Regions from separate parts of the Homo sapiens genome. Here region 1 is linked to region 2. Evidence: chromatin contacts called from ENCODE Hi-C or POLR2A ChIA-PET data. All regions are on one chromosome and are shown on one strand. The core of a region is the stretch at or near the end of the contact, and the rest is flanking DNA. Distances in the headings are between cores, read along the strand shown. Region 1 overlaps VPS45 (vacuolar protein sorting 45 homolog). Region 2 holds the start of OTUD7B (OTU deubiquitinase 7B).

Region 1 (4,398 bases), core at 864-3,363, 96 kb after region 2:
ACTTAAGTTGGTTCCATAGCTTTGCTATTGTATATAGTGCTGGGATAAACATGAGTGCAAGTGTCTCTTTTTATATGATGATTTCCTTTCCTTTGAGTAGATACCCAGTAGTGGGATTTCTGGGTCAAATGGTAAGTTGTTTTTGTTTTTTGTTTTTCCTTTCTTGAGACAGCATCTCATTCTGTTGAATGGAGTGCTGGATGGAGTGTAGTGGCAGTCACAGCTCACTGCAGCCTTCCCAGGCTCAAGTGATCCTCCCATCTCAGTGCCCCCTCCCTGCCCCCAGCCTCACCAAGTAGCTGAGACTATAGGGGAAAGCCACCACGCTGGGCTAATTTTTAAAAATTTTTTGGCAGAGTTGGGGTCTCACAATGTTGCCAGGTGGATCTCAAGCTCCTTGGCTCAAGCGATCCACCTGCCTTGGCCTCCCAAAGTGCTGGAATTACAGGCATAAGCCACCAGGCCCAGCCTTTTTTCGTTGTTGTTTTTAAGGAGGAAGAGGGGACATGAGCAAGGATGTACCCTGTGCATTTGCTCCCCTCCCTGTGGCTTAATTGCTAGTTCTATTTTTAGTTCTTTGAGCTAGTTCCATAATGTTTTCCACAGAGGTTGAACTAATTTACATTCCAACCAACAGTATATGAGCATTCCCTTTTCTCCGCATCCATGCCAACATCTGTTGTTTTTTGACTTTTTAATAAACCAAAATAGTAAGAGCCATATATGACAAACCCACAGCTAACATCATACTGAATGGGGAAAAGTTGGAAGCATTTCCCCTAAGAACTGGAATAAGACAAAGATGTCCACTCTCACTGGTCCTATTCAACATACTGAAAGCCCTACCCAGAGCAATCAGGCAATAGAAAGAAATATAAGACATCCAAATTGGAAAAGAAGTCAAATTATCTCTGTTCGCATTCAATAGGATTATATACTTAGAAAACCCTAAAGATCCCTCTAGAAGATTCCTAGACTTGATAAGTGATTTCATTAAAGTCTCAGGATACAAAATCAACATACAAAAATGAGTAACATTTTTAGGCACCAATAACATTCAAGCTGAGAATCAAAGTAAGAGCTCAGTCCCATTTACAAGAGACACACAAAATACTTAGGAATATATTTAACCAAGGAGGTGAAAGATCTCTACAAGGAGAACTACTTAACATTGATGAAAGAAATCATAGATGACACAAACAAATGGAAAAACATCCCATGCTTATGGATTGGAAGAATCAATATTAAAATGATCATATTACCCAATGCAATCTACAGATTCAACACAATTCCTATCAATTTACCAACATCATTCTTCACAGAATTAGGAAAAAGAATCCTAAAGTTGATATGGAACCAGAAGAAAGCCTGAATAGCCAAGGTGCTCCTAAGCAAAAAACAAATCCAGAGTCACATTGCCTGACTTCAAATTATATTATAAGGCTACAGTAACTAAAACAGCATGGTACTGGTACAAAAACAGACACATAGATCAATGGAACAGAATAGAGAACCCAGAAATAAAGCCACATACCTACAACCAACTGATCTTCAATAAAGTCGATAAAAATAAACAATGGGGAAAGAACACCCCACTCGATAAATTATGCTGGGAAAATTGGCCAGCCATATGCAGAAAAATGAAATTGGACCCCTATCTCTTAACCATATACAAAAATTAACTCAAGATGGATTAAAGGCCTAGATGTGGGACCTGAAACTGTGAAAGTCCTAGATGAAAACCTAGGAAAAACTCTTCTGGACATTGGCCTAGGCAAAGAATTTATGACAAAGATCCCAAAAGCAAATGCAACAAAAACAAAAGTAGACAAGTAGGACTTAATTAAACTAAAGGGCTTCTGCACAGCAAAAGAAATAACCAACAGAATAAACAGACAACCTACAAATAATGCCTCCAACAAAGGACTACCATCCACATCCTACAAGGAACGCAATAAGTAAAAACAACCCCATTAAAAACTGGGCAAACGACATGAAAAGACATTTCTCAAAAGAATTACAAGTGGCCAAAAAACGCTTGAAAAAATGCTCAACATTACTGATCATCAGAGAAATGCAAATGAAAACCACACTGAGATATCATCTTACGCTAGTCAGAAAGTCAGATGCCACCACTCTGGTTTTACCTTCCTACCGGCTCTTCTGAAGCCTTTGTTATTTTCTCTCTCTTGCTCTCGCTCTTGCTCTCACTCTGGCTCTGGCTCCCCCCATCACCCCATTATTTTCAGCTTCTTCTCTGCCGACTTCTTTTCCACAGGCTATAATCATACTCAATTTTCTTTTGTTAAATAATAAATTTAAAGCCTTTGGTCCTAGATTTTCCTGTAAGTTATGTCCTTCCCTTCATAGCCAAGCTTTTTGGATAAAGAAGCCCACAGTCACTGTCTTCTGTTTCTCAATTCTTCAATCCATGTAGCCTGGCTCCTTACTCCACTACAACACACTAAAACATTTCTTGCAAAATCACAGTAGTAAATCCAGGGGACTCTCAATTCCCACCTTATTTTCCCCACTGCTGCATTTCACACTATTAACCATTCTTTTCTTCTTGAGACTCAGTTGGGCCTCAACCTCTCCCTTCTGATTCTCCTCCTACCTTTCTGAAAATGTCCTTCTCAGTTGCTAATGCTGGCTACTCTTTTTACTTGTTTTTTAGTTATTAGGGACTCAGCAAAAAATCTGTCTTTTGGTTTTCTTCTCATTCTACATGATCTCCCTAGATAAAACTCATCTATTCCCATGGCTTCAGCTACCACATATTCGGGGAAAGCACTAGACCTGAATATACAGATGTCTAGTGGGCATCTCCATTAGAATATTCCACAGGTATCTAAAACACAGCATGTTTTTGTCTTATGCACAGTAAATGTCCTTTTTCTCAAACCTAAACCACTACACCTAGTTACCAAAACCAGAAAACAAAGTTATGGACTCCCCCTTTACCCCTATCCTCCACATTCAGTCATTGACCAAATACTGAAGAATATGTATTTTTTTGTGACTGGACATCCAGTACCTCCTCTTCACCCTTTCTGGGATGTCTTTAGTTCTAGGTTTCATCATATCTTCCCAGAAGTCTTACACTAGCCTTTTATTCTCCAACTTTTCCCAACAGTTACACCCAATTCATTCTTGCACAGCTGCCAAAACTATCCTTCAAAAAAGCAAATTTGGCTGGGCATGGTGGCTCACACCTGTAATCCTAGCACTTTGGGAGGCGAAGGCTGGCAGATCACCTGAGGTCAGGAGTTCAAGACCCCCTGCCTGGCCAACATGGTGAAACCTCGTCTCTATTAAAAATACAAAAAGTAGTCTGGCATGGTGGCGCACGCCTGTATTCCCAGCTACTTAGGAGGCTGAGGCAGGAGAATCGTTTGAACCCAGGAGGCAGAGGTTGCAGTGAGCTGACATTGCACCACTGCACTCCAGCCTGGGTGACAAGAGCAAGACTCCGTCTCAAAAAAAAAGCAAATTTGATCATAGTAACCTGTGAGAACCCCATGACCTGTGAGATTTGAGGTGTGTGAGCTGGCTTATGCTTTTCCCTCTTTTTCTCACTATGTCCCCAACTTCACTTCTGCTCCAAAGGAAGAGTTAGGATGAGTCCAAAGTTTTTGGCCCAAGCAACTAGAAGGCTAAAGTGACCATCAAGTAAGATAGGGAAGGCTATAGGTAGAACAGACTTAGGGAAGATTGGGGATTTAAAATGTGTTGAATTGAGAAATAATTAAACATCCAAATGGAAATGTCAAGTAAACAGGTATTTAAGTCTGGAGTTTAGAAGAAAGGTCTGGGCTGGAGATGGAGATTTGGGAACCATCAGCAGATGTATTTACAACCAAAAAATGGTGTGATTATCCAGGGAAGGAAATGTGCTGTTTCTCTGGTAACTAGTAATGTAACCACTTGTCAGTGTAGCTGTTGAGCACTTGAAATGTGGCTAGTGCTACTGGGGAATTAAATATTTAATTTTATTTTGGTTAATTTAAATTTAAATAACCATAAGTGACAAGTGGTCACTATACTGAATGGAACAGATGGAGAGAATGAGTTTAGATTAAGAAGAAAGGAGGATCAATGTCTGGGCTCTGAGTATTCCACAATTAAGAGGTCACAGAGATGAAGTGGGACCATAAAAGGATACTGAAAAGTAGCAAGGGAAAAAATCAAATATGAAATTTTCTGGAAACCAATTGAAGAAGGTATATCCAGGAGGAGCAAGTGATCACCTCAGTCATATGTTGCTGATAAGTCAAGTAATATAAAACTGTTCTACCTCACCCATCATCAGGCAATAGTTTCATAAGGAACACACAACCTAGATCCCTCCCATGCGTAGTTCACAGTAGGATTTGCACTCCTATGAGAATCTAACGC
Region 2 (4,183 bases), core at 1,528-4,027:
CTACTCATACACACATACACCCACACTATAATGGCCAGTGTCTTTTAGCATGCTTAAGATACTCAGGAGCTCCAAAACTTTGACAAGTGGCACTTAGTGCCCTCATAACAATCAGAATACTTATTTTGGTTACATACATTGAATCTCAAAATTGCAAATAAAGCCTCCTGAGAACTAGGAATAGTGGTGGACTACCAGGCAGCTCTCCACTCATTCCTAGGCTTCTTCAACCCCTTTGATCCCCATGCCCTGGAATAAAGTATGCAGTTCAACTTAGGGAGTTGCTAGATGCAGATATAAATAGAATTTACCCAGATATCATCACTAATATTGGCACCAATCAACTCACACAGATCAAAACAATTATTGATCATCAACAGATTCTGGGAAAGGTGTATGTGGTTTTTAAAAATTAGATTTTCGTCTCCAAATTAAGTCGTTTTTTAAATAGGGGTCTCAAAAGAAAGATTAAACAAATAAAGCTTTGGGAAATTTTCCAAGTTGTTGGCAACATAAGGCCACTAAAGGCCACCTAATGATTAGCATTCATTACCAGTCACCGGGCCTTATACAAGTCAGTAGATAGCCAGCTCTTGCTTTGGCAAAGTTTTACATTTTTTTCCGAGGGAGTCTTCAGTATTAAAAGCAAGGAATAAGTCAAATAAGGCAATGACAATAAAAAATTAGTTTGGCACTATCTTCCTTCCATCTTTCCTTCTATCTTGAAAGTGTAATGTCCAAAGCAGATATCTGTTCAATTCTAAATTATTCATGTTAACGGATAATTATTGGCAGAAAGGTGGTGATAATCAAAAATGAGGGTAAAATCGAAAAAATCTATTTTGGTTTTGGAATATATGTTTTCAGCATATTTACCTTCTTAATTATTCCTAGTATGAGCTAATATTTGCATTGATTTGCAATCTCTAAGTACATAGTAACTGGCCACTTTGTCAGGGAGGTGCTCTGAGGCAAGCTGGGTCAATAGTGGAAATTAGAACGGTCGGGGGTATTCAGCCTGCAGAGGAGCAACATCAAGTTCATTTATTTTACAGTTTTGTTCAGCCTTCAAAATATCAATAGACTAGCACAGCAGGTTGGTTACTGAACGTTAAAAGAACTACTTGAAAAACAATGAAGACAAAGCGTATAATTAATTCTTCATTGTTTGCGCATAATGTATTTGTAAGTTATACACAGCAAATATTTAACTACCTCTGATTCTCCCTAGCCACCCAGCTTCCGTCCCTGAAGTCTTCTCCCCATCAGGAATGCAATCTCATTTAGTAGGAAGAAAATTTTCTACATGTTTTCAGAAGTTACATAGCATAGAAACTTTTTTAAATATTTAGGGGTTAGCAACTCTTTGGAGCCAGTCTTACCGCCACCTCTTTCTCTACTCTGTCCTTTTCCACCTTTGAAATAGATTCTGAAAGACAAAGGGATCCAGCCTCCTCAAAAATCTCCTAAATATACAGTACTAGAGGCCAAAGACTGAAAAATTAGCAGCATGTGAATTTCTAAGCAAAGCGTTACGTAGTACGTATAAAAAGATAAGGAAAATAAAAGTCAACGTCCTGCTAATTCTAGGCTTTGCATTCGTGAAAAGCTGCCTGAAAAGTTTGTGGGGAACTTCTTCCATAAAATTCCACCAGTCAGTTTCTAATTTCAAATTTTTACATCTTTATTGTGCCCAGAGAAGCCACCTAGGTTAGACAAGAAAGACTACCACGAGCGGGGAGAAAGAGACTCTGAGCGCTGGTCCTTGTGAGCCGACAAGCTAAAAATACGCCGGCCCAGTAAACAAATCCCATTCCATCCCGACCGGAGCCACACCGTTAACCTAGTAATTATGAGAAGAGTGAGATCACGCAGCCCCCGGCTTACTCATCATCAGCTTCTAAAGTTTCCATCGGCTCATGGCAACTTTTCTTTTTTCTAAAGTTCTTAAGACTGCCCTAGAATCCGTCAACCTCCGTCTCTCTCCCTCTCTCACACACACACACAAACACACACACACACCTTTTTCTCGCCTTTCCTCCATTACTGTATGCACCTTAGTTTGGCTATCAATAGGAAGAATAAGCTTATTTGCTTTTCATTTTAGTATTATATTGAGATTTTAAATGAACTTTATCCTACTGTGGGGATAATACACTGCATCTTAATCACCTTAAAACTCCACCATCCCTCCCGAAAGTCTAGCTGACAAGGGGGGACCGTCCAAACTGGCCAGCACAGCTCAGGAAGGGAGGCCGGGAGCTGGAGAGCGCGGGGTAGGAACGCAGGACGCAGGTGAAAGGGAGGAGGAAAGATCGGGACGAAGCAAGGAGCAGTCAGGGCGAGAAAGGAGTGCCGAGGGGAGATGGCTTCGGGTGAAACAGATTCAGAAAGGAGAAAGGGGACAGTGGCGATCTGAGGAGCAGAGTTTGCGAGTCTGAGAAGCCGGGAGGGGCGGGAGCAGACGGGGGACGGTGTCAGGACGGGGGGCTCCGTTACCCTCGCGGGCTCCCGGGGCAAGGCCCTAGGCCGGGGCGGAGCGCGGGGCCCGGCCGCCTCTCTTCATTCCTCGGCAGTGACCCCGGGGTCCGGCCGGCCCCTCCCCCGACGGCGATGGAGGTGGAGGCGGTGGTGGAGACTGCGACCGCAGCTGTTGCTCCGCACGGGATCTGGAGCTGGAGCCAGAAAGGACTGATCGGGACTGGCCTCCCCCAGTGGCTTTTTGCCCACTCCGCACCCGGTCGCCACTCCGGCTCCGGCGGCTGGTTCAGGATCGGTGGCTTTCTGCTGTCCGGCCGGAAACAGGCGCCAGTTTCCGGCCGGAGCGGGTTGGTGGTGACACCCAGGCCGCCCCCGGGCCTCCTCCCGCTCCGCCCCGTCGCAGCCCCGCCTTTAGCGCCGCTCCCCAGGCTGCGGCCAGTTTGGCGCTTGCCCCGCGCGTGACCCCGTGTTTTCCCGACCCGAGTCCCTAAAGCTCCTGGTCTGGAGCATTCTTGAACAGGAGTTGGAGGAGTACAGGGTGGACTCTTAGGACTCTGGGGTAGAATCAGTTGGCTACAGCCGTTGGGAAGGAGCTGAAAGGGGTGGAGTAGTTGTAGAAAGGTGAGAGAGATGAAAATACTTCAGAATGAAAAGACTGACATTCTAGTAACTCTACACAATCATTCTGGAGTGACCGGAGGAAGATTAGCTTCTTCCACACCAGTCTCCACCCAATTATATATTTCTCTTGTTCCTTCACTCTTGAAGTGAACATATCCTTCTCTGTAAACACTTAATATTTATTTACTTGCATAACAGTGATACCCTGTTGATACATCTGCTTTAGACTGCTAACAGTAAAAAAAACTTACATAGTGCGTTTGTTATGTCTTCTAGTGCGTTTGTTATGTCTTTTAAAACATTATGGCATAATTCAAATATGTATTGTATCCCTGTGATGTGTATCACTGCTCTCAGTGATACAGGGGGATACAAAAATTAACAAGACATAATCCCAGACATCAAAGGTTTTACAATTTAGTAAAATACATAAAACTATATTATATGTAGCAGAACTTGTATGTGTCCTACCTGAGTGACAATGAGCTATGGCTATGAGAACATAATAAGCCATCCTTGTCACATAGTAGACCTTCCATATTTGTTGAATGAATGAATAAGTATTAGGCCTGTGTGGACTGTTTCAAGAAAGAAAGGCCATTTAGTAAATACCTCTTTATGACAAACACAAAACGATGCCAACCCCGGCTATACTCTAACAAAAGACATTTGAAATTTTAATTCAGATTCCTAACATTATAGCACCTGGTCTGCATATTCAAAATAATGTATTGCCTAATTGTGCCCATTATGCCTATGTAAAAACAAATACTCTAGTCAACTTTTCTTTCCCCTCACTTCTTCCTCAGTTTCTAAAGGGGAGGCGTGGGGCATAGGCATTTTAGAATTGTCTAGCTCAGAATAGGAAACTGACACCTGAAACAGGGAAACTTCCTAGACAGCTATATCTCTTAGGGATACACCTGGGTTTACAATCGAAAATTTAGGGCTGGGCCCAAGGCTGTCCACACATGCTAAGGCCAAACAAGTCAGAGTGCCTTGCATGGGGGCATATCCAAGACATACAATAGAGGTTGACAAGTAAAGTCATTTGGCGTGGGCTTCAAGCGTATAAGGGACC

Evidence for each region. A loop is a pair of places that touch in the nucleus more often than their neighbours do. ChIA-PET counts read pairs that join two places held with the same protein, here RNA polymerase II (POLR2A). Pooled maps may share reads with other maps.
Region 1: a loop to region 2 is called in a pooled map, with 10 times the contacts of the local background. The contact joins the enhancer-like site here to the promoter of OTUD7B in region 2. A Hi-C loop is called at or near these places in 2 of 50 pooled maps. POLR2A ChIA-PET finds 5 or more read pairs at or near these places in 7 of 52 experiments (BJ, GM12878, OCI-LY7 and 3 more).

Annotation. Positions count from the first base shown.
Region 1 is chr1:150,104,423-150,108,820 of GRCh38, forward strand. The region is part of intron 13 of VPS45 (vacuolar protein sorting 45 homolog); the gene reads left to right. Among named protein-coding and RNA genes, the nearest start is that of VPS45, 39 kb to the left of the region's middle. Within about 2 kb of position 2,114, at least 2 of the 41 ENCODE cell types and tissues checked have a DNase peak (open chromatin) inside an H3K27ac peak, as active enhancers do.
Region 2 is chr1:150,007,949-150,012,131 of GRCh38, forward strand. OTUD7B (OTU deubiquitinase 7B) reads right to left here and starts at 2,778. Exons shown (of 12, transcript NM_020205.4): 1 at 2,500-2,778. RefSeq lists enhancers at 1,523-2,405, 1,770-1,819 and silencers at 2,340-2,629, 2,890-2,939.